Linked DNA regions of Homo sapiens: region 1 is linked to region 2. A link is an interaction called in ENCODE POLR2A ChIA-PET data of the cell type or tissue named here. Cell type or tissue: K562. All regions are shown on one strand. Links, peaks and the distances in the headings refer to the core of each region. The heading gives the core; the rest is flanking DNA.

The links. Peaks named below come from ENCODE experiments on the same cell type or tissue, not always from the same donor. Only the 100,000 strongest peaks of a DNase experiment are listed, where the experiment ranks them.
Region 1: POLR2A ChIA-PET joins it to region 2 with 5 read pairs; 3 of 35 experiments call an interaction of 5 or more read pairs at or near these places.

What each region holds. Positions count from the first base shown.
Region 1 is chr14:77,886,618-77,896,917 of GRCh38, forward strand. It overlaps ADCK1 (aarF domain containing kinase 1), which reads left to right. Exons shown (of 11, transcript NM_020421.4): 5 at 474-632. Among named protein-coding and RNA genes, the nearest start is that of ADCK1, 92 kb to the left of the region's middle. In K562, for the core only: no CTCF peak of the experiment used is centred there; DNase peaks (open chromatin) are centred at 5,914 and 6,534.
Region 2 is chr14:77,962,502-77,972,801 of GRCh38, forward strand. It overlaps LOC105370581 (a long non-coding RNA gene), which reads left to right and starts at 3,661. Exons shown (of 3, transcript XR_944053.3): 1 at 3,661-3,774; 2 at 4,907-4,991; 3 at 5,372-5,564. In K562, for the core only: no CTCF peak of the experiment used is centred there; a DNase peak (open chromatin) is centred at 8,310.

The sequences.
Region 1 (10,300 bases), core at 1,064-9,063, 76 kb before region 2:
ACTGATAAAGCAAAAAAATCTGTCCTGGAGGCTGGGTGCAGTGGCTCACGCCTGTAATCCTAGCACTTTGGGAGGCTGAGGTGGGTGGGTCACTTGAGGTCAGGAATTTGAGACCCCATCTCTATTAAAAAATACAAAGATTAGCTGGGTGTGATGTCACACACCTGTAATCCCAGCTACTCAGGAGACTGAGGCAGGAGAATTGCTTGAACCTGGGGGGCGGAGGCTGCAGTGAGCCAAGATCATGCCACTGCACTCCAGCCTGGTCGACAGCGCGGGACTCTGTCTCAACACACACACACACACACACACACACACACACACGCACAACACACACACACACTCTCTCTCTCTTTCTCTCTCAAATCTGTCCTGGGGGCACTAGGCAGCCCTGACTCTGGCCCATCTTCCTGGCTCCCTCTCACTGAACTGGGTCATCTTTTTCATTGCTCTGTTCTCTCCACTCCCGACAGATCCATGATTTGTTCCAGAGCTTCGATGACACCCCTCTGGGGACGGCCTCCCTGGCCCAGGTCCACAAGGCAGTGCTGCATGATGGGCGGACGGTGGCCGTGAAGGTCCAGCACCCAAAGGTGCGGGCTCAGAGCTCGAAGGACATTCTCCTGATGGAGGTGAGAGCCCTCCCTTTCTCCTTCCTGTGTCCTCAGTCTACATTTCCCTGGGATCCAGGCCACCTAGGTGGAACTGGTTCAAGCTGGTGAGTGGAGTGTGGCCCTTCAAGCAGCAGAGGGAGAGGAGAGCTGAGATTACGACAGAGGAGGTGTTATGACAGCTCCCTGACCATGAAACCCTGTGGCAGCATGGGTTAGTTCTTGATTTGTCCCTGGAGTTCCCAGGAACTGCCTGTGATGGTCTCAAAACACACTAAGTGGCTGCTAGGGGCCAAGGGGACCTCAGGGAAGGGATGTTGTAGAAATGAGCTGAACCAAAGGTGTGTTTTTTGTCTACCAAAGGGATAGACAAAATTACATCTTAATTTGTTAAATTGTAACAAAAGGGAGCATGTGGTCAACAGGGATATAAAAATGACATACAGATCACATAGAAACATCTATGCAGGTTGCAGGTTTGCTTCTCTGGTACTTATTTGGAATGAAGAAATTCACGTGTCTGAACGGTCCTAGGAAAAACCCTTAGTGGACTTTTCTAGCTCTGTGCTCAGAGTAAGGGCGGAAGGTGCTGAGCAGCCACTGCTTGAGTCAGTAGCCATCACCGCCTACGGGGAGGTCAGCAATCTGTTTAATTTGTCAGTATGTCCCTTTTCTTCCTTTTCTTGTTTCCCTTCCTTTGCTCCCCTTCCTCACTCTGGACTCTTAGTTTATTCTTTCAACTCTAACCAAACTTGATGCATATATTGAGGGTCTTCTGCACCCTATGCTAGGTGGGTGCTGGGGACATGAGAGTGAGTGAGCCCCATCTTCATCTTGGGGTAATCCTCATTTAGTGGAGACAGGCGTGTAAACAGTCACAGCGTGTTTGCACAGTGCCATGTAGCACTGTGCCTGGATGGATGGGGCACCAAGGGGGCTGCAGCAAGATGGTGACTCTTGAGATAGCCAGGCAGCGGAAGGACAGCCCCGCGGGTGTGAGGGCCTGACTGCTTGGAGGACAGAGTGTACTTGGATAACTTCGACCTGTTCAGATGGTATGAGCTCGAAGTGGAGATGAGGCTGGGAAGGTAGGTAGGACAGAACACGGGGGGTTTGTATTCCAAGCTAAGGCGTAGAATGGTATGTATGGTCAACACTCACTACATATTTGTGGATCTGAGCAGATCTGATTTTTTTCCTGTAGTCAGTGGGGAACCATTTAAGAATTTTAATCAGGGGACTGTCATGATCAGATTTGCATTAGAAATAAAAATCTGTTGGGAGTCTGGAGAATGGATTGGAAGGCAGAAAGACTGTAGCCAGGAGACGAATTGAGCTGCTGCATGGGTCTGAGACAGAAATAATGATGTGAAGTGAGGAGTGTAATGGGAGTAAGGGAGATGGATGGGTTCAAGGGGCAGAATCATCAGGATTTGTGACCAGCTTTACACATGGGGTGGGGGCAAGGACTGGTATGAATGAGAAGGAGACAAATATCTTAGGTTTCTGGCTTAAGTGATTACGTTTAGGTATATTTAACTATATATAGTAGTTCCCCCTTATCTGTGAAGATACATTCCAAGACCCCCAGTGGATGCCTGAATCCTCAGATAGTGCCCAACCCTATATACGCTGTTTCTTCTTATACACACTGATATGGTTTGGCTGTGTCCCCACCCAAATCTCATCTTGAATTGTAGCCCCCATAAGCCCCACATGTTGTGGGGGGGGACCTGGTGGGAGGTAATTGATTCATGGAGGCATGTCTTTCCCATGCTGTTCTCATGACAGTGACTAAGTCTCACAAGATCCGATGGTTTTATAAAAGGGCAGTCCCCCTGCAAAGGCTCTCTTGCCTGCCACCATGTAAGATGTGCCTTTGCTTCTCCTTGGCCTTCTGCCATGATTGTGAGGCCTCCCCAGCCATGTGGAACTGTGCGTCCATTAAACCTCTTTCTTTTATAAATTGTCCAGTCTCAGGTATGTCTTTTTAGCAGCGTGAGAACAGACTAATACACATACATACCTATGATAAAGTTTAATTTATAAATTATGCATAGTAAGAGACTAATAAAATATAATTATAACATATAATTATAATGAGTGAGGTGAATGTGGTCTCTTTCTCAAAATATCTTGTTGTATTGTACTCACCTATTTTCAGGACACAGTTGACCTTGGATAACTGAAACCTTGGAAAGCTAAACTATAGAGAAGGGGGACAACTATTTATCAGTCAGGGTACAGCTGGGGAAAATAACTTGCTCTATGTTACTCCCAGATCATAGACATGGGAGTGGGAGCTGCAGATGCTGTTTGAGGCAGAAGAGTTTCCATCTCCTCTTGCCCCCCCAGTATGCCAGTATCCCTCAGTGTTGCCTCTGGGCAAAACCTAGCTGGCAGCAAGTTGGCAAGGGAGCCTGGGAAATGGAAGTTCTTATAAGAGTAAGGGGATCGGGATGCCTCTCAGAACAAAGTGAAATGGTCAATGCAGCAACCAAATAGGGTAAAATAGTGCTCTTGGCAGTTTTGGATAGGGATATCCCTGTTGGTCTGGAATCCAGGCTGGAATACAAATTCAGCATGTATGAGTAAAGATACTTTTGATAGATGAATGTGGTGGAGTAGTTAAGATCACTAGAGAAGGTATATAGAGTTAAAAAAAAAAAAAAAAAACAGAAGAAGAAGAAAGAAGGCAAGGAAAAAAAACTGTGCAAAACATTGGGGGGTGAGCCCAAGAGGATAAGTTCATGAATGGGACTAAGAAAGCATGGTCAGAGAGATTGGAGGAAAACCAGGATTGAGCAATGCTGCTATATTCAGTGGAGAAAAGTTAAAGATGAAAGCACTATATTAGTTATCTAATGCTGCATAATGAGTCACCTCAAAACACAGTGAGCTTAAAACAACAGTCATGTGTTTTGCTCATGAATTCGCAGTTTGGCCGGGGCTTGGTAGAGAAACTCATCTGTTTTATGCAGCTCTAGCTGGAGTAGCTTGACTGGGGGCTGGAGTGGCTCATTTCCTGGCTGGCAAGTTGGTGCTAGCTGTTGTCTGGGAGCTTAACTGGGGCTGTGGGCCAGGGCCTTAGTTCCTCTCCATATCAGCCTCTACATGGCTGCTTGGTCTTCCTCACAGCATGGCGGCTGGGTTCTAAGAGCAAGTGGCCCAAGAGAATAAGGCTGAAAGTACATCACAGTTTTATGACTCAGCCTTGGAAACTACATAGGATTACTTCTTTCTTACTCTTTTGGATGAAGCAGTCACAAAGGCCCCCTTAGTTAAGTTCAGGGTTGGGGAAATAGACTCTACCTCTTAATGGGAGAGTGGCAAGGTTCTAGAAGTGAATTAGAATGGGAGGTACTGTTGCAGCCGTTTTGGAAAACATAGTCTGCCAGAATTCCTCAACGTTGTCATATGGGAGATCAAATCAGTAAAGCACTGGAAAGGGTATTTTGGATCTGGCGATTTAGGGTGGTTAGAAAGAGCAGCTACAGTGGCCTGATCGGGGTGAAAAAGAATTGAGACTCAAGAAAGTGGAGACTCTTCATGGAGAATGTACTGTTTTCAGATATTTAGCTGTGGAAGGTTTGGGAGAGTTAGGGTAGTGGTCAGAGCAGAGCATAGGATTAAATACTGAGGAGACTTCAGTGGAATCGTAGCTGATGGGGAAGGGGGCAGGTTGGGGATTCAGCAGAGAGAAGTAATTGCTAGATCAAGTCCTAAGGGAGATTCAAGCGACTGGGAATGAAGAACACAGGTGGAAACCTTAGCCTTTGTTTCGAGCCCAGTGGAAGGTGGGAAGGCTGGGTACAGATGAGTGTGTGGGGCAGAGGAGAGGGGGAGGGAAAGTGGGCAGCAGAGTGTGTAGCAGCCTGATAGCCTCTATTTTTTCTCTGAAGTGGGAGGCAAGACCATCTGCTGAGAATGAGGGGGTAGAAGGTAGCATTGGAGACTCGAGGTGGGTGAAGGTTTGGAACAGCTACTGTGTGCAGTGGAAGGGAGCTGACCAGGGCAGGAGAGCAGGATTGCTGGGTGGCCCTGAGCATCCGCCTACAAACCTGATTTTTCTAGCACACCTGTCAGCAGCTGTGGAGCAGCCATAGCTGGGAGAGACCTGGGAGACTTGGAGGATCCCAGGGTTTCCTGAATCCCAGAAGCCACTCCTGAGTCAGGCAGGAAGCTGCCTCTGCGTAGTAAAGCCATCAGGGCCCACTTGGACAGTGAGGACAGCTGTCGCTTTTTCTTTGCGTTTTCTTGCTGGCTCCCTAAGTAATGGTTGCTGTAAGGTCAGAGCAATAATAGCAGTAATAAAGATTTGGCATCTTCCTCCCTGAGATAAGCATCACATGCTTTTCTTGGGAAGCACAGCCTGGCAGGCTGTGTGCAGAGTACAGAGTGGCTCCTTAGTAGTGGCTGAGGCAGTTCTGGGGCTGGGACCACAAGGCAAACCTGAGACCCGCACTCATACCCTTCAGGAGAACAGCTGGAATGGAGGCCTGAGGCCACCACCCCATGGATCATCAGGATTAGCAGCAGCACTGGGTAACACTGCCATCTCACTGGGCTTCGTCTCTGGTGGGAAAAGTCCTGCCTGGGTCTTTCTCTGGTACAAAACCAAGAAGGGCCCAACTGGAAAGCTCGTACTTGAAGTGAATATTTTGTTTTTCTGTGTTGAGACCTAAATGGTGTCTTATATTTAGGAATGACAATCCAAGAAAGGTATTAAGCATTTTTGGCTTGAAGAGTGATTTCTAGGGGACATTTAGGGCTACCAGAAACTTAGGGACAGAGAGGAGGAAAAGCTACTTTTCTGCATAGCCTCTACGTCTCCTTTCATGCCAACTCCAGGTGTGGTGTGCCCTTATGCTTCTCTCCCACTGTTGTACACTCTCCTCTGCCCCATAATTGATCACAGCCTGGTCTTAAGAGGAAAGCAATCTGATGAAAGCAGTTCACAGTAAAGAGAGTGACTGATAGGCTTAACCTCTTTATATTTGCATCTTAAGAGGTGACCTTCTACACCCAAACTCATAACTACTGTGCATTTACAGGGTGATAGAGGTCTACAGGGGTGAGACTTTTGAGAGCAAGGGGGTGGTGACTACTGGTTGTGTCAGGTGGGATGCTTTCAGTTGGCTCTAAGAATCAGAAAATCCAACTGAAAGTGGTATAGCTAATACTAACCCTTATTATCTCACATGTGAAGATGTCTGGAACTTGGGTCAGCTGTTCCAAGGCTGACAGCCCAGCACCTCATTGTTTGTAATGACTCAGACTCTTTCCATGTTTCACTCTGCTATCTCAGCTTCCTGGCTCGCCCTCCTGAGCGAGCACCGCACGTAGTCCCAACACAGCTGCAACAGTTCCTGGTGTTACAAGTAGGGGACATCCTCATATTCTTTATCAGAAAAAAAAAAAAAAAGAGATCCCTAGCAGAGTTCCCTTCATTTGTTATTGTCCAGAAGTAATGCCCACTCCCAAATCAGTCTTGGCAAGAAAACTGAGACCACCTTGATTGGCTTAAACCAATCATGACTCACCTTCTCAGACCTGCTATCCTTGAAGGACATGAAGGATGTACAAACTTGGGGTTGTGTTAGCCAGGATGATGGGGGAGATGGCTGTTGGTTTGGCCTCCAATAGCATGTACTACCCTAGAGTTTTGTGTCTACTCTGAACCTGGCAGTTTTGTGTCTCCTGTGAACCTTCTCCCTTGGAGAGGGGAGAGAGCCTCTAGGATAGACTGTTGAAGGATGGCAGGGAAGGGAGGCTGATTCTCAGTAAATGGTGTTCAGTGAATCTGATGGTGTCGATGACTTTGCACAAAAGAAAAAGGCAGAGCCAGGGATGTTTTTTCAGCTTTGTCATTATCACCTGATATTGTCCCTTTAATAGTTGGGGCAACTCTACTTCTAGATGCACGGCCAGTGACTCTTATTGATTTGAATGGCTGTCCAGAGCCAGACTAATTGGGCCCAGAGATTGGAACAATGATTCAGCAGGAGGGGGTGAACTGATGAAGCATAGTCCATCCGTCTGCTGGCGGGCTGGCTTTGCAGCAGTTCTTTTCTACCCACAATATTGGGGAGCTTAGCGGGCCATATCTCACTGCCATTCTCACTGCTTGAGGGCAGGGTAGGACTCAGATGATCCCTGAGCTGGGGGACTACCATAATCTCCAGGTCCTAATCACCCTGTATCACTCCCAGTTATTTCTCCAGCTTCTGAATTGATGAGGAACACTCCCTTGCCCTCTCACCCTAAGGAATCTAACTCATTGCCAAGTACTATGCCCTTCATGCACTACTGGGCCCCAAGGTGCTCGGCTATGTTGGGGTGGGACTCTTTGGCCTGAGCACTAAATCTGATCTATTGCTTGATGTCATCTGGCCCATCCCAAGGGTCTCAAAAAGTGAAAACCCATGGCAGTCATGTTTTTGACCTTTTCTGAGCAGCATTTTCAGTGCATTCTGTCTACCATCTTGTTTCTTCCCTTCCTTCCTTCCTTTTTTTTTTTTTTTTGACAGAGTCTCACTCTGTTGCCCAAGCTGGAGTGCAGTGGTGCGACCTTGGCTCACTGCAACCTCCACTGCCTGGGTTCGAGTGATTCTCCTACCTCAGCCTCCCAAGTAGCTGGGATTACAGGTATCTGCCACCACGCCTGGCTAATTTTTGTATTTTTAGTAGAGACGGGGTTTTGCCTTGTTGGCCAGGCTGGTCTTAAACCCTGACCTCAGGTGATCTGTCTGCCTCGGCCTCCCAAAGTGCTGGGATTACAGGCGTGAGCCACCGCGTCCAGCCTCATCTTGTTTCTTTACTAAATGTGTTGTTTGAACAGTGGGTGGCTAGGCAATGTTTATGTCGGCACAGAATCCAACAGCGATTTTATTTTTTAAAATATATATTAAAAAATATCCAGAGATGTGGGCCACCCAAGGAAACTTCTCTTCACCCTATAAATCTGTTTTCTAAAAAGCGTGTACTTTAATAACTTATCAGAACAAAGATAAACCCCGTGAATGGCAAGCTATGTACATCACTCTGAACTGATTTTCGATCCTTGTTGAACGTTCATTTTTACCAGTTTGGATCGGTACAGGCATTCTATTTAGTGTGCTGTTTTCCCATGGAACATTATTTCTTTTATAATGTACAGTAACTTGATAACAGTAACTTGCATTTCTAGTTGCATTTTACAGTTTACAAAGCTCCTCTGCCTTATCTTGAGCTTCCTATTGTATTGTCCTGTGTCGTTGTGTTGTGTTGCACGAGGCAGGGCTGCATAAAGAACGAACAAGAAAAGCCCAGGTCAGAGTTTGTTTTGACAATTCCTGTTTTCTACTATGTAAAATTGGCAAGAAAAGGATTAAATGAAAGTGTATGTGTAAAGTGTTCGTAGCACAGTGCCTGGCATGTAGTAGGAACTAAATAATGATAATTCCCCTTCTCTTTTGCTATTGTAAATAACAGTCAGTCGTTTTATTTCTTTTTCTTTTCTTTTCTTGTTTTTTTTTTTTTTTTTTTTTTTTTTTTAGATGGAGTCTCACTCTATTTATTGCCGCCCAGGCTGGAGTACAGTGGCATGACCTAGGCTCACTGCAACCTCTGCCTCCTGGGTTCAAGCAATTCTCCTGCTTCAGCCTCCTGAGTAGCTGAGATTACAGGCACATGCCACTACACCTGGCTAATTTTTATATTTTTAGTAGAGATGGGGTTTCCCCATGTTGGCCAGGCTGGTCTTGAACTCCTGATCTCAAGTGATCTGTCCGTCTTGGCCTCCCAAAGTGGTGGGATTACAGGCGTGAGCTACCACGCTTGGCCCATTGACTAGTTTTCAAACTTATGTGTGACTCTTCATTTTTTCCATTACATTTCTGTGTGGCCCATGATTGATTTTTCCTCCTGCAAGCCAATGACCCGATAGGAAGATAGTCTTATTATTTTACCTTGAAGGAAGTATTAATTTTTAAATATACCTTGATTGATTCATAAGGTTCTAGATCAAGTAGAGAATTCTCAGGCATTCTGAAATTACGATTCCCCCAAATTCAGAAGTTATGGCTCTTTCCACTAAAACCTCAGAAATAGAAAAACTCATTTTCTTTGGATAACACATGTGAACATATAATTATCTCAGAGAAGCAGACAAACTCTTTGAAATATTCATTTGTTCATTCATTTACTCATTCATTCATTCATGTGAGTATTCAATAAACATCTGTGGAGTGTTGAGTAGGTGGTAGGCACTGGTGAAAACATTGGCTGTTAGAAGAATTTTATGGAGAAGATGCATTTTGGGAGAAAAATCAAAAAGTCAAATTGATAACAACACCTGTTTTATTTTAGTTGATTGCATGTGTTGTCAAAAAGAAAAATTGAAATGAATCTGCTTAAGGTGGGCTAAGTAGATTCATTTAAGAAGGGAGTTGAATGAAACCAGACGGTGAAACTGAGTTTTATTTTACTTTCTTCAGCCAAGAAAAGTCTAAAATGGCAGCAGCCCGAACTACTTGAACCCGACGACTCTTAACCTGACCCCCTCCCCACCCACTGAATTTCAAGGGGTTGGTGAACCCCTTGAATTATGTGCAAAATTATGTATGTTCATTTTCTGGGCTTCGTAGCGGGTATCAAGTTTTAAAATTGGTGACCTCCTATAAAGGGGATGGTGACATTCCATAAATCTGAGAACCACTGACTTCTATTCAAAGAACCCCCTTCATTTTAAGTAACCAAGGAAGTGACCCACAACCCACAGGATGCCTTAGAAACCAGTTCGATGAGCACTGTAAAGTTTTCTGTGTTATGAATTAGCTTACTAATTAGTTACTAGCAATTAATATTAGTTAATATAATAGACTGCTTATGATTAATGATGTCAGGTATTACCAAGTGTTAATAATAATGAATAGTATTAATAATGACTAATTATGTAATTGATTAGTAACTGGAAAATCTTTAATGTGCCTTTCAGTGCTGCTTGGATATCAATGATAATTAAAAATTCCACAAAAAACAGTGACCATACAATAAATGATGAGGAATTACTGTTTGGCCAGAAGCTTCACCCCCAAGTAGAGACCTCACTGGGCTACAGGTAGCTCTCTGTGCATATCCACGTCTGGCCTATGGTAATTACCTGGAGGGTAATCAGTAAATATTGATTGGACAAATGAGAGAGCCTCATTGTGGCCCCTTTCCTTGCCCCTCTCGGGCGAGACCCTCTGGAGTTGAGATTGGAGCAAAATGCTGGATAGCTTTTCTTGCCTGCATTCCAAGCCCAGAAAAGTGGAATTCAGGTGACTTAGATGGCATGGCTGGCCTCCGCCTGGGCCTGGGGGAATCACTTCTGTTTCCCGTTCACTTGCTCTGCATCTGCTCTGGTTGCTGCCAAGGGCCATCTGAGGGCACTGTGACGAGATTTGATGTCTGGAGGCTGCGGTGCCCAGGTGCCAGGGCTTGAGGCATACAGTCCAGGCCTCTCTGTTGCCCCCTCTCCCTTCTAGTCTTGCTTGATACAAACAAAACATAAACTAAATCAATTATCATAAGGTCACAGGTCTAGCCCATGAAAGACCAGACAAAACTCAAAAGAAATTAAACTACAGCCAAATGTAATTAAAAGAAGTTTTGGTAGAAATTGAGCATGATAACACGGTGCGATGATTCTTTTTGGAATGGCGTCT
Region 2 (10,300 bases), core at 1,446-9,445:
TGGCCTTCCTATTCCAAATCACTGCCTGTTTACATCTTATCCACCAGCCAAAGCTACCTCAGATCCCACCTGCTTCATGGAACCATTCCTGACTCCCTGTCACGCTTCTCCCCACACCAATAATGAGTATGACAGTTACTGGGGCTCAGAAAACAGTACTGCAAAGTGAAGGCCTTGGGAGTAACCTCAGAAGCAAAAGTTTTCTCTGATGTTCTCCTGCCCTCCTGTCTCTCCATCCCATTCTCTTCCAGGCCAGCTATAGAAACTAGAATCCCTCTTCCCCAAGGCGGGTCAGAGAAACCGGAACACTTTTTCTTGAAAGCCAGCCATAAAACCTAGAAATGTTCTGTGTAAAAACTGGTCATAAAGAAATTATGTGACTTACGTTTTTTGACTGCAGATTATTCCAGAGGTCTCATTCCAGAGAGGGCCTTACCCCATAACCAGAGGAAGAAATGCAGGCTCAGAGAGGCCAAGAAACATCTAGATAGACAGATCTTGCTGGGTTTCCCCTGTGTTTATTACCATTAGATCATAGTCTTTTCGTCCAATCATATTTCTACGGGGCTGTCCATACTTTGTTGAACCTGAGCATAAAAATGAACAATTTCCCCTGTATCTTTGGGTCTTCATTCTGAAGGCTCTTGTGTACACACATTAAATAAATGTGTGTGCCTTTTCACCAGCTAATCTGCCTTTTATGAGTTGATTTTTTAGCGAGTCTTTAGAGGGCCAAACCCTTGGCCCCTATCCTGTGCTCTCCTCTAAATGCCTGCACTCTGGGTGTCTGTCGAAGCGCATTTACTTCATTCCATTGTGTGTTAGTTATTCGTGTGCTTATCTCTTCCGGTGGATAGGGAGCTCTAAGAGGTTATGTTCCACATCTGAGTCTTCTCTGATTCTCCCACAGCATCTAGCATAGGATCTTAAACATAATAGGTGTTCAACAAATGTTTGCATGGAATTTGCTACACAGAGCTGGACTAAAATTCTGGTTCTGCTTTCTACCAGCTGTATGAGTCCTTGGGCAAATCACTTGCCCTTTTTATTCCTCTATAACATGAAAATAGTAATGGTCCCCACTTTCTACCCTCTTAGTGTTATTTGAATAAGGACTGAATGAGAAGAGGCACTTCAACTGCTTAGCACATTGCCTGGTACAAACTAAACACTTTAGATTGGCTATTATTATTATTACTATTAATATTATTGTTATTCATTCCCTACCTCAAAGAAACCTTTATCCTTGACAAATATAAGCTGTGATAAGAATGATTTAAGGAGACCTTATATTTCAATGTCAACAATTTTTCCTTTAATTCTTCTGGGTAGTATCAGTAACATTTTCTGGTTTCTTTTCTTTTTTTTTTTTAGACAGGTTCTTGCTCTGTCACCCAGGGTGCAGTGCAGTGGCAGGATCATGGCTCACTGCAGCCTCAATGTCCTGGGCTCAAGTAATCCTCCCACCTCAGCCTCCCTTGTAGTTGGGACCACAGGCATGCATCACCATGCCTGCCTAATTTTTAAAATATTTTTTAGACACAGGGTCTCCCTGTGTTGCCTAGGTTGGTCTTGAACTCCTGGGCTCAAGAGATCCTCTTGCCTTGATGTCCCAAAGTGCTGGGATTACAGTCATGAACCACCATGCCTGGCCTCAGTGTTGGTTTCAGATTCTGATTAAATTCCCAGTCCACTGCCTTGCAGGTACTAAGTAGATGCTTAATAAATGCCTGTTGAATGGATGATACTTCACGTTTTCAATCACAAGAAAACATGGCCATGTTTTTATTCATATTTCCTCTCTCTGTCTCTCACCCTTTAAGCAGAATTTAAACAGTTTTTAAGCAGATATAGAATGCATACTATTTTCTTTTGAGATGGAGTCTCGCTCTGTCACCCAGGCTGGAGTTCAGTGGCACTATCTCAGCTCACTGCAACCTTCGCCTCCTGAGTTTAAGGGATTCTCATACCTCAGCCTCCTGAGTAGCTGGGACTACAGGTGTGTGCCACCATGCCCAGCTAATTTTTGTATGTTTAGTAGAGACAAGGTTTCACCATATTGGCCAGGCTGGTCTCGCACTCCTGACCTCAGGTGAACTGTGTGCCTCAGCCTATATAACAAATTAGCAGTAACTCAGGGGCTTAAAATAGCACACACCTGTCTACAGTGTCTGTGGGTCAGGAGTTTGAGCACAGCTTAGTTGGGTCCTCTGATCAGAGAGGGTCTCACAAGGCTGCAGTCAAAGCTGACTGGATGTGCTCTTATCTGAGGTGCCAGGTTGTCTTCTGAGCTCATTCAGATTGTTGGCTGAGTTCATTTCCTTGTGGTTGTAGGATTGAGGTGTTCAGTTCCCTTTATTTTTTTGAGACAGAGTCTTGCTCTGTTGTCCAGGCTGGAATGCAGTGGCGCAAACTTGGCTCACTGCAACCTCCGCCTACTGGGGTCAAGCAATTCTCCTCTCTCAGCCTCCCGAGTAGCTGAGATTACAGGCGTGCGCCACCATGCCCAGCAAATTTTTGTATTTTTAGTAGAGACAGGATTTCACCAGGTTGGCCAGGCTGGTCTCAAACTTCCAACCTCAGGTGATCCACCTGCCTTGGCCTAAGTGCTGGGATTACAGGCATGAGCCATTGCACCCAGCTGGAAGCGTTCAGTTCCTAAATGCTGACCCCTCCATAGGCAGTTCACAGCATGGCTGCTTCTTCGAGGCCAGCAGGAGAGGGTCTCTCCAACCTCAGGAAGGACCCAGTTCCTCTCACCTGATTAAGCCAGGCCCACCCAGATAATCTCCTTTGATGAACTCCGAATCGACTGTGCAGCAAAATCTTTTCACTTTTGCTGGGTAACATAAGCCAATCACAGAGTGACATCCCATCCTATTCATAGGTTTGGCCCACATTGAAAATGAGGTGATTATACAAGATGTGTAGGGGTGGGGTGGGAGGGCAGTAGTGTGGGGATTTGGGGGGCCATCTTAGAATTCAGCCTTATCACAGGACATGTTTTCTACGTGTCTATTTCAGCCCAGCAGATATTTTTACAAACAGAAATTCCAAAATGTGTTTCTATACCTGAGTTGGTTAAATAAACTCAGAAAAGGTAGCACCATGTTGATGGTAATTCCTGACTATAGCACCATAAAGTCAATAATAATAATAGTTAGGTGCTAAGTACTTTAACATACTTTGTAAAAACGACATTCTAATTTTCACAACTACTGTACCTCATTTCACCAAGGAGGAAACTGAGGCACAGAGAGGCTAAGTACCTCGCTCTAGGAGGTGGCTGGGATGTGTGCAGTCCCACTCTGGGCTTGCTCTCCTAACTCCTGTGTCCTAAATATAGTTTAGAAAAATAGCATGCACCGGACAAACATGCATGTAAATGATTGAATGTGATGATGGTGACGGCACATTTTATGCCCATGCTTGATTTCTGTCTCTGCTCCCTCTCTCTCCCCCTTCCCTCTCTCCTGCTCTCTGACGTTAAATGCTTGGTTACTCAAGGCCGCAGTTACAGGATGTTAGGTAAACAGCCCTCCGTCCCTGCCCCCGCCCTTTTACTTTCAATACCGAGAAAATGGAACAGAACGTTAGGGAAGGAGGCTTCGCGGGCTGTGCCGGCGCCTGGCTCAGCCCCTCCCGGCGGCCACGGTCGGCTGCCCGGCTGCTCTGACCGCGAGCGGCTGGGTGTCGGTGCCCTGCTCTCCTCTGGGCGCCAGGATGTTCCTGCCCAGTGCGTGTCCAGAATAGCCGCTCAGACACCGGCTCCAGGTTCAGCCAGGCGGGGCGCGTCCCTGCCTCCCTCCCCTTTGCCTGCCACTGCCCTCCTTCTAACGAGGGCTCAGCTCCGACTACCCCAGGCCTCCGGGGACCCTCTCCGGATGCGCTCCCCGCTTTGCGCTTTGCGCTTTTTGCCTGTTCCCTGGGGTCGCGGAAGTCCCGCTTGCCCGGCCAGCGGGTACCACTCCCCTAGTCAGCCTAGGGAAGCTACACACACACACACACACACACACACACACACACACACACACACACACACACGTACACACTCTGTTCGCGTTCGCATACTATATATGTATTTTTTGAGAGTAGCTCTGTCGCCAAGGCTGGAGTGCAGTGGCGCGATCTTGGCTCACTGCAACCTCCGTCTCCTGGGTTCAAGCAATTCTCCTGCCTCAGCCTCCTGAGTAGCTGGGATTACAGGCGTCCGCTATCACGACTGGCTAATTTTTGTATTTTTAGTAGAGATGGGGTTTCACCATGTTGGTCAGGCTGGTCTCGAACTCCTGACCTCGTGATCCGCCTTCCTCGGCCTCCCAAAGTGCTGGGATTACAGCCGTGAGTCGGCCTATTTTTTGTTTCTGTAAGGAAATATGAGCTTTCCCATTTTTCACCCCGGAGAAACAAGCAGCTCTCACTTTTATTAATTTCTTCTGAGTTTACAGAAGAACTAGGTAGCCTGTTCCCACTCAGAAACTCATTCCACATGGTTTGGGTGGTCCTACCACTGCCCTCACCCGCGTCAACAAAGGAGTGGGAACCGAACTCAGGCCCTGCCCATCAGATCATCGAATTCCTCTGGCCACAGTGATTGGGTAAGGGATGATGCATGAGCTTATTTGCACCAATCAGAGACCTCCTGGAGACTTTCGTCCCCCAATTTCTGGGAAGAGGAGCTCCTTCTGGGGTTAACCTGGACTCAGGTTGCTGCTGCCTATTCTTACCCCTCTAGCTTGTGTGAGAAATGGCTTGTGTGAGAAATGGCAATAGAGGCAGAGCCCTGGTGACATCATTTGAGCTCCTGGATCCTGCTATGCCTGAAGCCTATTTATTGTTGCACTTTGGGGGTTATATAAATCAATAAGTCATGTCCCCCCACTCCCCACCCCACTTTTGTGCTTAGGTTGTGATCAGTTAGGATTCTGCACTTGTGACTGAAAAATCCTTGTACAGGAACCAACCTTCTGGAAACTTCTCCCATGTGTCAGGTACTGTTATGTACTTTAAATATCTGTTTCAATCTGCTGTCTAAGGACCTGTGTCCTAAAGAGTTTAGTCCGTATCTTGTGTGGCAGACATGATTACCTGTCTTACAAACTGGGACACAGAGGCTCAGACAAATAAGTAGATTTCTTATGAACATATAACAAGTGGCAGAGGAGACATCCTGTGCTTTCTGCCATGGCCTCTGGTAACACTCACCATTTTTGCTGTTCAATGGTATTTGGGTTCATACCACTTGGCAGCATTATTCTACTTTTTATATGAACTTACATGTGACCAAACCATCTGAATTGGAAGATCCTTGATGACAAGGACCACAACCTGTGCTCTGTTTGCTGTCCCCACTGCCATCACCATCACACAGGCCCACAGCACCTAGCACTGGATGAGACACATCACAAATCCTGGACAAACTCTTGCTGAAACCATGACATGTCGATGGCCCTTCACAGAAGACTTCACAAAAGGCTTCCCATAACCCTATTAATGGAAAAAGGTGACGTGGGCAGAGTATGCAGTTGTACCTGTTGAAATAAACATGCTCTTTGCAACGATCACAACCCAATTATTCTTTCCAGGAGCTGACCCCAGGGAGTCATTCATTCAATATCAATATCAATCCATTCTTGTTTTTTTTCCTTTTTTGGAGAGAGTGTCTCAGCCTGTTGCCCAAGCTGGAGTGCAGTTACGTGATCGTAGCAGCTCACAGCGGTCTCGTCCTCCTGGGCTCAAGTGATCCTCTTGTCTCAGCCTCCTGGATAGCTAAGACTACAGGTGTGTGTCACCATGGCCGGCTAATTTTTAAAAATGTTTTGTAGGCTGGGTGCGGTGGCTCACGCCTGTAATCCCAGCAGTTTGGGAGGCTGAGGCAGGCCGATCACGAGGTCAGGAGTTCGAGACCAGCCTGGCCAGCATGGTGAAACTCCTTCTCTACTAAAAATACAAAAACTATCCAGGCATCGTGGTGGGTGCCTGTAGTCCCAGCTACTCAGGAGATTGAAGCAGGAGAATTGCTTGAAGCTAGGAGGCGGAAGTTGCAGTGAGCGAAGATCGCGCCACTGTGTTCCAGCCTGGGCAACAGAGCGAGACTCCATCTCAAAAAAAAAAAAATTGTTTTGTAGAGATAGGGTCTCCCAACGTTACCCAGACTGGTCTCAAATTCCTGGGCTCAAGCAGTTCTCACTTGGCCTCCCAAAGTGTTAGGATTACAGGCATGAACCACCGTGCCTGGCACCATCCACTCACTATTCATCTTAAATTCAACAAATGTTTTCTGAATATTCATCACATACCAAACATATTGCAAGACTGGGATACTAAGATATGAATAAGATATGGCTCCTTCCCTCAATGATCTTGTTTGTAGTTGCCTTTTAATTACTCTGAAGCAAACTTCCCAAAGCACTGGCAAATTGCTGTTAGAACTGTTGACTATCTCCTGGATGGTCCATCATTAAGGCTCAAGCATTGTCCAGGAGAAGAACATTAGCTCTCATATTGGTCTTTATCAGTCAGCTGGGCCCATTTCAACCAACAGGACTGCCACAATGCACAACTCCAGGGAGCATCATTCACATAGACTAATGACATTCTCAGAAGTTGAACAGTGCACAGTCTACGGCTGTAAATGGCAGCCCTGAGAACACAAACAGCACCCATTAATGCTATCCCCTCACATTCACAGTCACATTTGTGGAGCACTTTACAGTTTATAAGGAATTTCACCTACATTATCTCAGTTGAACTGAGAAATTCTATTTTGTTTCCCATAATGTAGTCTCTCTTCACTGCCCTTCACCCCATGAGACTCTCTGTTGGCTCCATGAGCTCCCGGAGGCCCCTTCTCAGATGGTGATGGCCCAGCTGAACTAGCGACAATTACCAAGCACCAAGTTACATTACAGCTCTAGGCTTTCGTCTACCCTGAAGCATTTACCTGGAATTAGCAGTGGTCGCAGCTCGGCAGAGGTGACTGTGCTGGTGATTATGAACGCATTCCTTGTTTGTCTTTTCAGCCCTGAAATCCTGTCAGTGAGGAGAAGTGATAATACCATGTTATTAAGTTCTTTCTGGGTAATGTAATTCAGGAGTCAGGAGGCAGTTTGGTCATTTATGTCTCTGAAAAGCTTAGAATAATTTCCAGTGTCATTATCCCCCATTTTAAAGAGCCAGGCTCCAATATGTGAATGTGTGTATAGGCATGTACACCTAAGCACGGGCATATGGCCAGATGTGTCCATAAACCAACACAAGCTTCAACTTATTTATAGATCCGTGTATATGCACGAAACTCTGCCTTTTTAGCGTCATGGCTTCCTAAATCTAGGTTTTCAGGAATTAAGTTTATTCCTAGCCTTTTCCCTGGCATGTTGTGGAGTCTACATTTTTGCTTGCCATTATCATAATTGTTACACAAAAAGAATGAGCACACTGGTTATAAACACATCTGTGAGGTGAGTAGTGCCAGCCTTTATGGACAGCCTTTCAGTCACCCAGTTCTCTTTATAACTCCTCCTTTCTAAGTAATTTTCTTAGAGCTTCTGCTTCTCCCAGAAAAGGCCTTTCTAGCAGGCACTGGTTATGTGTTTATTTTTCCTTTAACACATTGTACTGGTAACTCAGATACTTTAGGCAGGAAAGGTATGTCTATGATATGCACTTATCTCCCTTGTTAATGGAGTTGGCACCTTGATTGTCGATTGTGGAATTTCCAAGCTGGAAGGAACCTGTGAGATTATGTGAGCCAGCTGTCTCTCTGCACAATGAAGAAAGGGATGCTTGGAGCAGGCAATAAGTAGTTCAAGGTCCTTAGAGTTAGTGGCATAGCAAGGATGAGAAACCAAGTCTGCTGCTCCTACCCCGAGAGCTCTCTCTGTTATCATGGTTCAGTCCCTTGGAAGACCGCTTTGCTTCGCTCCTGGTATGCTCTTCCTGTTTTCTTTTATGAGCATGGAGATGGTAACTGGAGACTGGACCTGGCATAACCCTCAGATTCTGGAGAGCTTTGTAGGCCATTGCAAGAGCTGGCTGTTACTATAATATCAGATTCCAATGAAGGACTGTGATCGGACATGTCACATAGTGACATGATATGACATGCTTTAAGGAAATCATTCCAACAGCTGTGTTAAGAGTAGATTTAGGTGACGAGAATGAAAGTAGGGAAGACAGTTGGAGGCTGCTACAATAAGCTGGGGACCATAGTGGGGCTGTGGACATCATGTTCTAGATGAATTTTAAAGGTAGAGCCAATGGATTGCTGAGGATTGGATGGGGAGAGAGGGGTGCTGAGATAAAGAGATGAGTCAGAGTCTTGCTAGTTTTGTGGCCAGGGTGACTGGTAAGGCGGTGCTGTGCTCACTCGGAAACACCCTCAGAGACACATCCAGAGATAACATTTAATCTGGGCATCCCTTGGCTCAGTCAAGTTGACACAAAATTAACCATCACTAGGTACTAGTAGGCATTCCAAAGAATCCTCTGGGTTCCAGATGTACTCCCTCAAGTCACCACTGAGTAGCATCAGTCAAAATTTCCCTTGACCAGGCCGGGTGCGGTGGCTCACGCCTGTAATCCCAGCACTTTGGGAGGCTGAGACGGGCAGATCACGAGGTCAGGAGATTGAGACCATCCTGGCTACCACGGTGAAACCCCGTCTCTACTAAAAATAGAAAATATTAGCCAGGTGTGGTGGCAAGCGCCTGTAGTCCCAGCTACTCGGGAGGCTGAGGCAGGAGAATGGTGTGAACCCGGGAGGCGGAGCTTGCAGTGAGCCGAGATAGCACCACTGCATTCCATCCTGGGCGACAGAGCAAGACTCAGTCTCAAAAAAAAAAAAAAAAATTTCCCTTGACAATTAAGATCAGTCAGAACCGAATTCTGCCTCCAACCTTAAAGAGGTTGGAAGAGGACTCCGAGCTCCAAATGAAAATGTAGGCCAGGCGTGGTGTCTCATGCCTGTAATCCCAGCACTTCGGGAGGCGGAGGCGGGTGGATCACATGAGGTCGGGTTACATGAGGTCGGGAGTTTGAGACCAGCCTGGTCAACATGGTGAAACCCTGTCTCTACTAAAAATACAAAAATTAGCCAGGCATGGTGGTGCATGCCTGTAATCCCAGCTACTCAGGAGGCTGAGGCAGGAGAATTGCTTGAACCCGGGAGGCGGAGGTTGCAATGAGCCATGATTGGGCCACTGCACTCCAGCCGGGTTGACAGAGTGAAACTCCCTCTCAAAAAAATAAAAAAAAGAAAATGTAGCTGCCAACACCCAGATTTTAGCCTTATGATAGCCTAAGCGGGAACCTAGCAATGCCGCGCCTGCCTTCTGACCTATAGAACTGTGAGCTAATAAGTAGGTGTTGCTTTAAGCCACCAAGTTTGTAGTAATTTTTTGCATAGCAATAGAAAACCAACGCACATTCAGAGATCAGAAAGCTATAAGAACTAAATGTTCTAAATTAGTATCATTAATAATAGGACAACTAGACATTATGTGCCTGCTGATGTGATATGAAATCCAATAGGAAGTTCATAGCATCATTTAAAGTATTTGATCAATTGCATTAAATCTGAATTAAACCAAGTTTTTAGATTACATGACTATATGCATTTATCAAAACAAATAAAACTGTAAACTAAAAAGGATGAAGTTTACCATGCCTAAGTTTTACCTTAGTAAACCTGGCTTTAAAAAAAACAAGCCATTAGATCTACCTCAATTTGTAGAAGATACTAATACTGCTTAAATGAGAGCATGAGAAAATAGATGTATTTAGAATGTGGGATATGCTACATGACAGTGGGCCTGATGTCTTCAAAGACTCAATGTCATTAAAAAAATGATGAAGGGGGATTGTCCTATATTAGGCAAGACTTAAGAGACATAATAAATAAACTCACTGTATGAAACTTATTGGATTCTGGTTCCAAAGAAAAGCTATAAAAGACATTTTTAGGACAATTGTAGAAATTTGAATATAAAGTGAGTTTTGGATGATATTAGGGGACTATTACTATTTTTGTTAGGTATAATTCTGGTATTGTTAATTGGAATTTTTTCTCTAGGTTTTGGAGATACATGTTGAAGTATTTAGGGGTGAAGTGTCATGATGTTTTTAATTTACTAAGAAATGATTCAGTTACAAGGCAAAAAATGGCCAAATATTAACAATGGCTGAGACCAGGTGGATGGTACATGAGTGTTCATTGTATTCTTCTCTTTTGTTTCCTGAATGCTAAAATGGAAATTCCATTAAATCAAACAAACAAACAAACAAAAAACAGGTGAAAGCT